Regions from separate parts of the Homo sapiens genome. Here region 1 is linked to region 2. A link is a loop called in an ENCODE intact Hi-C map of the cell type or tissue named here. Cell type or tissue: IMR-90. All regions are shown on one strand. Each heading gives the region's core, and the rest is flanking DNA. Links, peaks and the distances in the headings are about the cores only. Region 1 has its middle 95 kb from the start of CDCA7. Region 2 overlaps RAPGEF4 (Rap guanine nucleotide exchange factor 4).

Evidence for each region. Hi-C counts contacts between places; a loop is a spot of excess contacts. Peaks named below come from ENCODE experiments on the same cell type or tissue, not always from the same donor. Only the 100,000 strongest peaks of a DNase experiment are listed, where the experiment ranks them.
Region 1: a loop joins it to region 2, with 9 times the contacts of the local background. A loop is called at or near these places in 15 of 110 quality-filtered maps.

What each region holds. Positions count from the first base shown.
Region 1 is chr2:173,446,895-173,452,277 of GRCh38, forward strand. No RefSeq gene overlaps it. Among named protein-coding and RNA genes, the nearest start is that of CDCA7, 95 kb to the left of the region's middle. RefSeq lists an enhancer at 4,367-4,436. In IMR-90, for the core only: a CTCF peak has its summit at 2,497 (motif pointing left); a DNase peak (open chromatin) is centred at 2,467; H3K4me3 peaks cover 186 bases; H3K27ac peaks cover 260 bases; H3K27me3 peaks cover 590 bases.
Region 2 is chr2:173,025,183-173,030,565 of GRCh38, forward strand. It overlaps RAPGEF4 (Rap guanine nucleotide exchange factor 4), which reads left to right. Exons shown (of 31, transcript NM_007023.4): 24 at 1,390-1,515; 25 at 1,899-2,077; 26 at 4,982-5,072. Among named protein-coding and RNA genes, the nearest start is that of MAP3K20, 48 kb to the right of the region's middle. In IMR-90, for the core only: CTCF peaks have their summits at 2,469 (motif pointing right) and 3,538; DNase peaks (open chromatin) are centred at 2,479 and 3,669; H3K27ac peaks cover 1,217 bases.

The DNA.
Region 1 (5,383 bases), core at 230-5,229, 420 kb after region 2:
ACTAGTCATATCTCAAGTCTTTGCTCACCATGAAGTCACTCTTTGTAAACATATCCTCAAGGGAAGAAAAGCAATCTAGTACGGCCAACCACTAATCCACAGACTCTGTAATCCAGAATATTAATCCCTAATCCAGAACACTGTGTGTGTTGGTAGTGGGGAAGGGTTATTCAACAAGGACAACCATATGGATGTATGGGAATTAAGGGTCATAATCCCAAGGAATATGTTGTACCTTCAAGGGGCTTATAGTCTGTGTCACTGAACACTGGAAAATAAGTGGCATCCAGCTAGATCCAATGTTTGCTTTTTAGTCACTGTATTCTAATCTGGAGGCCTGGGCTTCCAGTCTCTTTCAGATTGTTGGCAGAATTCTGTTCCTTGTGGCTGCAGGACTGAGGTCCTTGTTCCCTTTCTGGCTGTCAGCTTGGGGCTGTTTTCACCTCCTGGAGACTGCCCACATTCCCCACCACTTGGCTTCCTGCATCTTCAAAATTCACACATGGTGAAGTTGAATCCCCCTTGGGCTCTCAACCTGACTTGATCCTCTTTTGCAACTAGCCAGAGAAAATCCTCTACTTTTAAAGGGCTCATATAATTATGTCAGGCCCGCTGGGATAATCTTCCTATCTTAAGGTCAACTGGCTTGGGACCTTAATTACATTTGCAAAAATCCTTTCATGGCAGTGTTTGATTGAATAACTGGGAGAAGGAGTGTGTACTGCAGGCTGAGTATCTGGAAAGCTATCTTTGAATTTTGCCTACCATGGCTTCCTTCTTACATTAGTGGTACTTCTGCTGAAACAGCAACAAGCCAATTTGCTATTTGTATAGAAATGTCTCTCTAAAAAGCAGAAGGCTGCAATAACATTGCATGATGTATTTTTCAAGATGAATATAGTACTCTTAAAAATCATTGGTCTGGGTGTTGTGGCTAACAACTGTAATCCTAGGACTTTGAGAGGCCAAGGCAGGTGGATCAGTTGAGCCCAAGAGTTTGAGATCAGCCTGCGCAATATGGCAAAACTCCATCTCCGCACACACACAAAAAATTAGCTGGGCATGGTGGCGTGTGGCTGTGGCTGTAGCTCTAGTCCCAGCTACTAGGAAGGCTGAGGTGGGAGGATCACCTGAGCCTGGGAGGTTGATGCTGCCGTGAGCTGTGATCATGCCACTGCACTCTAGCCTGGGTGACAGAGTGAGACCTTGTCTCAAAAATAAAAATAAAAATAAAAAAATCGCCGTACTATTTACAAAAACAGTTCTTAATACTTTTGCATTAAAAGGGTGACTTTAGTGCTCACTTTGGCAGCACATATATTAAAATTGGAATGATACAGAGATCAGCAATTTCAGTTAAATAAGAAAAAAATTTTTTTAAAAGGCTGACTTTAAAACCAGAGTTCAGACATTAAAACCCAAGGTTCAGGGAGCTGAGAGTGGGTGATCCCTGTATAGAGGCCAGTTCTTAGTAGGAATTACATGGCTCTGTGTGGTCCCACTGTCAGGCAAGCTTCACCCAATTTGCTCACTGAAAAGACAAACTAACACGATCATTTTGGTTTTGAATCTGAATTTTGTAGCAACAACATATACTATCAAGACTCAACTTTTGCTAGCACAATAATCTTATTTTATTTTACTTTAAGTTCCGGGACACACGTGCAGAATATGCAGGTTTGCTACACAGGTAAATAGGTAGCACAATAGTCTTAGAAATAGAAACTAAAATAAGTAAATGAAATAAAAGCTCTTTACAAAATATTATGGAAAATATCGCAAATCACAAAGGCCAGAATAAAAACAACCTCTAATTATACTACCCAGAGTTAACCACTGTTAACGTTTTGGCTTTTTGTTTCAGTCTTTTTTTTCCTCTCTTCTACATAAACATGTTTATTAGTCATAGGCCAATCAGGAGACAGAAACCACACAGTAATTTGAACAGGGAAAATTTATTATAAATAATTGTTAACTATAACGTAGGCCTAACTAGGAAGGTGAAAACAATGCTCTAAACAATATCCTAGGGCTGAGGATGAAAATCGGGAGGAACCACTTTGAAGGAGGTCCTTTTCCCCACGACGGATTCAGACAGTGAGGGAAAAGAGATTCTCAGCTCCATTGAATGGTGGAGCTCTCCTGGCTGCCTGAGACAGAACTGGTGCATGGTTGCAGGGAAAAGGGGGAACATATGTCTGCAGGGCAGGTCCTCAGAGACAGCCAGGGCACAAAGAGTCATCTTGTTGGCAGGACAGATAGAGGCCCGGGGTGAGTGGTGTCTCTGTTGGGGGTCACCGGCTGGGGCTCTCTGAGAACTTGCAGAGAAACTGCATGCTCTGGGTGTGTGGCAGGGGCAGAGGCTTCTGGCAGTGGTGCGCTAGGAGCAAGTAGAAAAACAACGGCCGTCCGACGGACGTCCGGGAACCTTGGGCGGGGCTCGTGGGGTAGCTTCTTCCTCCTGCAGTGTCTCTCCTGCGCCCTCTACCGACAAGCTAAACCTCATTCTCGCTGCAAAGGAAAAAATGCTTGAAGGGTCCAGCCTATGAAAGCAAAACAGGTCATGAAAGTAGATTTGGAGGTGAGAGGCAATGTACTACTAAACTGAGATCACAACATGTATCTTATTTTGTAAACTGTTTTATTTACTTCAAAATATACTCAAAACATTTTCTCATATGATGAAAAATATTCTTCTACTATATATATATATATATGTATATTTATTTTTTTCTTTTTCTTTTTTTGAGACGGAGTCTCGCTCTGTCGCCCAGGCTGGAGTGCAGTGGCGGGATCTCGGCTCACTGCAAGCTCCGCCTGCCGGGTTGACGCCATTCTCCTGCCTCAGCCTCCCAAGTAGCTGGGACTACAGGCGTCTGCCACCACGCCCGGCTAATTTTTTTGTATTTTTTAGTAGAGACGGGGTTTCACCGTGTTAGCCAGGATGGTCTCGATCTCCTGATCTCGTGATCCGCCCACCTCGGCCTCCCAAAGTGCTGGGATTGCAGGCGTGAGCCACCGTGCCCGGCCTACAATATAATTTTTAACAGGTGTATGATAATTTATATAATGGATGACCCTAACTTTTTTAGCCAGTATTCAGTTTTGGGCCATTGAGGTTATTTCCACTTTATAGCTATTATAAACAGTGCTGTAACAAATATTCTAGTGGTGAATGCTTGCCATATTTGTATTTCCTTAGGATAAAGTCCTAGCAATGGGATTCCTGGATTGAAGAACATATATACTCTTAATATTTTTATTCATGTTCTGAGATTTCCCCGCCAAAAGACAGCAGTATATTTTAAAGCAACGAGTCTTAGTAACATCTCTACATTTTATTTTTAAAATTTGTACTAATTTTACAAGCATACTAATTAAATGAATTTCATGATGGTAATAAAATAGTCTTGGAGAAAACAATTCTCAAAACAACATTTAATAATGAATTATACCAAAGAATTATTTAAAATGATAATGAAGTGGCTATTAGTACAATACCAAAGAGAGAGAAATGAACAGAACTTACAAATGCAGACACTGATTATTCCAAAATAAATTTTAAACTGTAAACACAGAGCTTATTGTAACAGACCATTTTTTTACAGGAACAGTTAATAGTTTGCTTTAAAATAATTATCTTTTTAAAAAATCGTAGTAATTAGATTTATTCTTAACTCAGAAAAATGCAGTAGAAAAAATACTAGAAAGAAAAACAGAATGAAATGAGAAAGGAAAAGAGGGAAGGAAGGAAGGACAAGAAGACAGGAAGATTTTTCCGAAAGAGGCAGGAAGGAGAGTGTATTGAAGAAAAGAAGAAAAACTAGAAGGAAAGAAAATATGAAAGAGTATATGAATAGAGCAGAAGCAAAAAAAAAAGAAAAAAAAAAGGGAAAAGAAACATTTTAAAGCAAATTCCACCTCCAGAATGGTAATATTTAATGGGCTAACTATCAAAACATTTTTAAGTACTAAGAACACACAACTTAAGAAAGAAAGACATACTTGTAGGAAATAAGCCTTAATTGTCCAATTTGCCAGAGAAGCAGAGATGGCAGTGTTTCTGTGACACTTACGTGGTTGGCTTCTGTCATCATGGAAGTAAGTACAGAAGCACATGCATTTCCACATGGCTACAGAATCCCCAACGCTTCGGTTTGCTATAGGATGCCTCCAAATAAATGGCACAAGTATTTCCACAAAGAAGGTTTGGAGTAGACACATTGAGCATTTCCACCATGGGGTGGTAGAATTTACTTGACGGGTTAGTTATGGCAATGTGGTTTCTCAACAGGCTGCATGGGGGTCTGGCTTGCAAAGGAGCTCGCATATAAAGTGAAAGCTGCTCAGGAGAGCCAGGTCTCCCCACAGGCGTCCTGTGTTCACAGTCCTCGTAAATGTTCTCTGGAGGCCACAGATTCATTATGTCGGAAAAGGTAGAGCAACAGACAGAAAATGCTGGCAGAGGTCCAGCCCTCTGTGGGCTTCGAGTGTGGTATTGCCTAGAGTTTGTTCCTACAGGTATTTTTGCATAAAGACCTCTGTCTGAGGAAGTGAGTCTAAGACAGCAGAGCTCAGGACGGTCTTTTAGAGTATTGGGTGCCCACGACTCTTTTGAAAGAAGTCCATTGATACTCCTCTACTATTTCCCCCGATCTATTTGAGAGCCAGCAAACTGATTTGATAAAACAGTGATAGATTTGTCAGATTAAGATAGTAATTTGCTTCCATTAATTTGAGAGGCATCAGTGTCTCACAGTGAGAAGAAATATGGCCACCCTGGTGGGATACATTTAAATTCATTAAATTTTCTGGCTTTCATCTGAGACACTGAGACTTTTTCTTCTCAGCCCATAAATCCTTTCAGTTTTTACTTCAAATGGCACCAAACAAGCACTCATCAATTTATATTTTAAATTCTCCTAACAATATCCAGTTGGATAAATCTGTTTAATTAGCAGTGGGTTGATGCTTTCTTGGCCCACTCTACGTCCAGTTACCAAAATAAAAGAAAGGCATGGAAAGCTGCTGGTTGCAAAAAAACATGCCTCCTACAATGGCAGGGAACAAGAAGAGACATTCTCCCAACACATGTTAACCCAGGGAAAAAATTTGAATATATACAAAAGATGAAATTAACAATAGATGAATGGCAAATGAGAAAGCTGCCAGTGACCAGACTTTCTCAGGAGCCAACCTTTAACAATATGGATTATTTCGGATAATTCATGGTTTGCCACTCTTTATCCTTTGTCTCCTCTGTAATATCCAGGGCACATCTTAGACAGATAATTAGGGCATTATCATATTCCTTAACTAAGTCGGACAAATTGCATTGCGCTTCGTGGAAAACCAACCTAGGGCTCTGTCATTAGCATTGTCT
Region 2 (5,383 bases), core at 80-5,079:
TCTGTGGAGTGCTGTATGGGCCAGACAGGGTTGATTCCCTTCAACTGTAACCTTGCTTGGTCCTCTCTTAGACTGTAAACTTCCAAATGCAAGCACCGTCTACCTGCAGAACATGTAATTTCTCTAGTGCCCAGAATGCAGTGGGAGTTTGTAGAATACAGTGATGATGATGAAAATGATGATGGAACTTGTATAATATTAGGACTTCTGACATGGATAGTATCTAAATATAGTTAGCATCATTTTGTTTTTATTTTTTATTTTATTTTATTTTTTTGGAGATGGAGTCTCATTCTGTCGCCCAGGCTGGGGTGCAGTGGCACGATCTCGGCTCACTGCAACCTCTGCCTCCTGGGTTTAAGCGATTCTCCTGCCTCAGCCTCCCGAGTAGCTGGCACTACAGGTACATGCCACTACGCCCAGCTAATTTTTGTATTTTCAGTAGAGACAGGGTTTCGCCATGTTGGCCAGGCTTGTCTTGAACTACTGACCTCAGGTGATCCACCCGCCTTGGCCTCCCAGAGTGCTGGGATTACAGGCGTGAGCCACTGTGCCAGCCACTTTTGTGACTTTTGGAACTTTGTAATGTGTGTGTTGCCTATTTATATATAAATCTATTGCATTATACGTGTGCTTCCTATATATGCATATCATTCATCTCACTAAGTAAAAACACTTTAGATCATTTCTCATAAAATAAAACTGAGATAAGCAAGTCAGATGGAAACTTTTAGTGAGGGGTCTTCCAGAAAGTAGCAGACGTTGGCTTTCTAATGTCTAGCCCAAAACACCATAACCATGCGAATAACATCCTCAGCTCAACATCTGCCCAAGAGTAGAGGGATCAGACATCATGTGTAACCTCAGTTCACAGAGCTTTCCATTCCCTCATGACCCCAGGCAGTGTGTCCCAAGAGATGGAGAGGCAGCAGTGTTACCATGGCCACCGGCAGCAGGAAGTAGCACTGTGGATGAACGTCCCAAACTGCCATGCCGTTACCTGCTTTACAGCAGCTTCAGTGAGAAATAGGAGAAAAAAGGTCTCCCAGGACTTCTTCCATTTTTACCAGGGAAAAGAAGAGTTTCCAGGGACCTCCCAGGCCTGAGTGTGAGAGAAGAGAACCTCTGCAGGTCACTCTTCACTGAATCTTATTTGCCGCGGTTCACATTTTTCAGTCAGTGGAATTGATGGTAATGATGATTGGTGACTTACAGACGACACTAAAGCAACTAGCGTTGCGAGCAGAGGCATCTCTCCTCAGAGTTTCCAGATATTCCTGAAAGCGTCCATCTCCAGAATCCTTTCCCCTCAGAAACTCCTGAAAGCTTTTAGTGCTAAATACTTGTCTGTGTTGAGTTTCTGATATGTTTTTGCATTATTATTCATAGACTCCCTTACCAGAACAGGAAGGCCCAACTGTTGGAACAGTGGGAACTTTTGAACTGATGAGCTCCAAAGATTTAGCATACCAGATGACAATTTATGATTGGGAACTCTTCAACTGCGTGCATGAGGTAAGATGCAGGATCAGATGTGTTAGTAGCTGAGATAGCAAGGATAAAGGCTGCTGGCATTGCTTAGTTTGTAAGTGCTAATATGTGCTACAATATGGAAACCACATGACCATTTTTTTGCATACTGAGCTTATAAATAAAGCATGCTATAAAGCCTTTGAGTATTAAAGAAAAATCTTTACAGTATGCCGTGTCTTCCTGTGTATATTAAGCCAGTAAAACCTAGTTTATATTTATATATTTAACAAACCTCATGGAAGCCCTTCAAGTCTGATTGACTTCACATTTGCTGACCAGTAAAACACTGTCTTGACAAATAGAGAAACCTGCTGGTGTTTTGATTTAAAAAAAAATAAGCAAAATTGTTTTCCTTTATTTTCTAGCTGGAGCTAATCTATCACACATTTGGAAGGCATAATTTTAAAAAGACCACAGCAAACTTGGATTTGTTCCTGAGGAGATTTAATGAAATTCAGTTTTGGGTCGTCACTGAGATCTGCCTTTGTTCTCAGCTCAGCAAGCGTGTTCAGCTATTAAAAAAATTTATTAAGATAGCAGCCCAGTAAGTATATTTAGCTTGGAAAGAGAAAAAAAAATGTTGAGCTGTGTTTTCATTTTGTTTTCTTAGACTACACCTTAAAAAGAAAAGCAGGATCTAGGAACTGCTAGAGGGCCAAACACAGGGTCTTAGGAATAACCAAACTCTTGTAATGGATCTCTCCTATATTTTGTAGCATTTAACATCAATAGATAAATTAACTTCTTTACAGCACTGATGCTGGAGTCGAAGTTGTGACCTCTCTTTGCTCTTTGCTTTCTACTCAGACGGTTTTGCCTCCTTTAGTTTAAAATTCCTTCCGTAAACCAAGTTCCCTTATACTTCGAAAGTTCAGTTGAAAAGATCTTGAAGTCAATGTCCAGCATGACACATTCTCACCAGTAGAGGGCAGTGCAGCATGCATGTACAGCAGCACATCCAGCCCAGACAGAATTAAATCGGTAAAATGCATGCGAGCTAACCTGGTACATGAAAATCATCACTACAAACATCAGAAAAAGAAGCATCTATCTTATAAATATTCTATTAAACAGCACTTCATGGGAAACAATTTTTTTACTACAGGGGCCAGTTAGAGTTCTCCCTGACATGAATTTAATCTTCTCCTGCTATTTAGATATGCCTGACAACCTCCTGTTTACTTCCATGTTTTTGGTATCACCACAGTGCTAAAAATAAAATGCTAAATGTGGCCTATGGCTGTGAGACTTCTTTCCTTTCTAAATGCAGGGAGCTCTAGCACACAGGAAGGCTGAGAGCACAAGTGACCCCAGCTAGACAATTTTCTTGACCCAAAATCAAACATGGAGTTTGATTTCCTGGGCTAAACAAAGAAGTAAAGGCTGCTTGACATTTTATAGATATCAGTTTGCCAGATGCCTGGAATTATTTGCCAACAACTTGAGGGTTCAATAGAATACCAAATCCCTTGGATTCAAAAGCTGCTATCTGTTAATATGGCAAAGCTGGCTATTTTAAGAAAGGCTTGGTAAAATGGTGCCTGTGAATTTCTGGTTCAGAGTATAGCCACTTCCCTGGTAGTCTGCACAGCCTTATGGCAAGGGACAAATGCCTTCACATATTTGGAATGAGCTGATTATGGAAACTATGACAAGATGTGCTTTCCCGTTAGAAGAAGCACACTCTCTCTCTTCACCTTAGCCTGGCAGTGCCCAATGCAACAAGAAGAGAGAGGCAATCTGCACACAAATGTGGGAAGCCAGAAAATCTTTTGGGGCCTGATCCTGTTATTTTACAGAGGCAACATGGGAGAGCCTTTCAGAACACCCAGGACTTTTTTTTATATATATATATTTTTGCTTTTCTTATCCCTCTCCCTTCTGTTTAGGTGAATGAGTAGGTGGACTTGGCCTTCAGTATAAATTAGTTTATGTTATTTAACCATTATTAAGCCCTGTGCTACATTTGCCGTCCTGTAGAGAAGCTATTTACACAGCCCAGCTGAAGAAGACTGTAGACTTTTTAAATCCGAGATCTACAAGAATGAGGTTGAAACCTCGTGACAGTAGCATCTGTTTTACTTTATATTTTTAGAGAACTTCAACATATTTGTTTTAAGCTCTTTGCCTGCCCAGAACTGTGTGAAGTTGGTGGAAGCAGATGTTCTTATTCCTCTGTTTACATTCGTGGAGGCATAGAGAAATTTCATGACTTACATAGGGTAATAAAGTTAGCTGATAACAAGGCAGTGACTAGAAAGGCAGGTCTACAGCCCTGCATTTGTTCTTTCAAGATCACATAAAGGACAGAGGCAAACACATAGATGCGATTGTATACCTGCCTTTAGCCCCAGGTGTCTTCTAAATAACCTTCAGCTCCTGAACTCAGACCCATTGTCCCAGCACACCAAAGGCCTCACTTGCTTTCTCACCAGTGGGACCATACACACTAGCTTCTCTGAAATATGTTCTCCATCTCCACACAGACAATTTAAGAATTACTCTTTGCTACCTTTGCAATGGGTAGCAAATGCAACAATTTAGTCTTTTTCAAAAATGTTAATCCAAACAGGATTTCATTATGATATGGTCAATTTCGATAACCATATTGATTCAGGATGAAGGATTTATGCGTATTGCAAAATGAATTCTTTCCCTTTTCAGGGACCTGGTATGAAGAAGTTTGGGGTTTCTCTTTCTAAAAAATGGTTAAACCAAGTACCTGTGTTAAACATCACCATTCTAATAAGAATTTCTGTTTTTTTCCACATGTCTCATTCCCAAACATATATTCATAAAAGCTAATAATGGCGTAAGTACAGATTCAAAATGATCAGCTTCATTGATGTCAGTAAAACACAGAGAAGGTTATTTCTTGGTCAGTTGTTTAGGTTACTTCTCAGCTTTAAAATTCCTTGAGATTGAGTGCCCAGCCTATAGAGATCACACCTTATAAGTTGATATTTTTCAACAAACAAGTAGCATTTGCATGGCAGGTAGAAGCCATGGTGGCTGCAGCTGTGAGACTCCCTTAGTGCCCTCTCAAGCTGCCAGAGGAGGATATCCACCTTCAGGCTAAAGGTCTAGAAATCTCCAAGGGCACTTCACTTTTTTTCTTACCCCATGAGATATTTCCCTCTCGGTCCAACAAGGCTTTTAGCAAGTTTGGGATTATAATAACAACCCCTAAGGTAGGTGTCTTTAAGTTCCTTCTCAGATCCCAAACCTCAATGGCTAACGTCTTCAACTTTCTAAAAACACAGTGAGAAATCAAACAGCAGAACATGGTCACCCAAGTGGAACTTTTACAGTACATTAAATCTATCATTGCCTGTTCTCATAAATGAGCCCTGACAAATATTAATGACTATCAGAAAATAGAACTCTAATTTTTTTTATCTCACACAGAAGTAACATTTTACTCAAACACGCATCTCCTGTGTTTCAGCTGTAAGGAGTATAAAAATCTGAATTCCTTTTTTGCCATCGTCATGGGACTAAGTAACGTTGCTGTGAGCCGCTTGGCACTAACGTGGGAGGTAAGCTTCAGCTAGGATCCAGCTGTGACTTTTGCCTTAGGAATAAAAACACAGGCTCACCAGTGAGCTTTTTAATAGAAATATCACTCACACTAGTATAACAATGGGAAAGGTGGGACACTTGGAGGGAGGTGACCTGTCTCCTTTTTCCAGTTGCCTCAGAGGGAGAATTTTTAAAAGATATTGTCCTTTTGTGTATGGAGAGTGGGGGAGATGAGGAGATGTCTACTTCTTGATATATGCAATGTAAATAAAAATAAGTCCAGTTCCTAAGTATAACATGAAGGACCCACATTGCTGGGAATGACTTC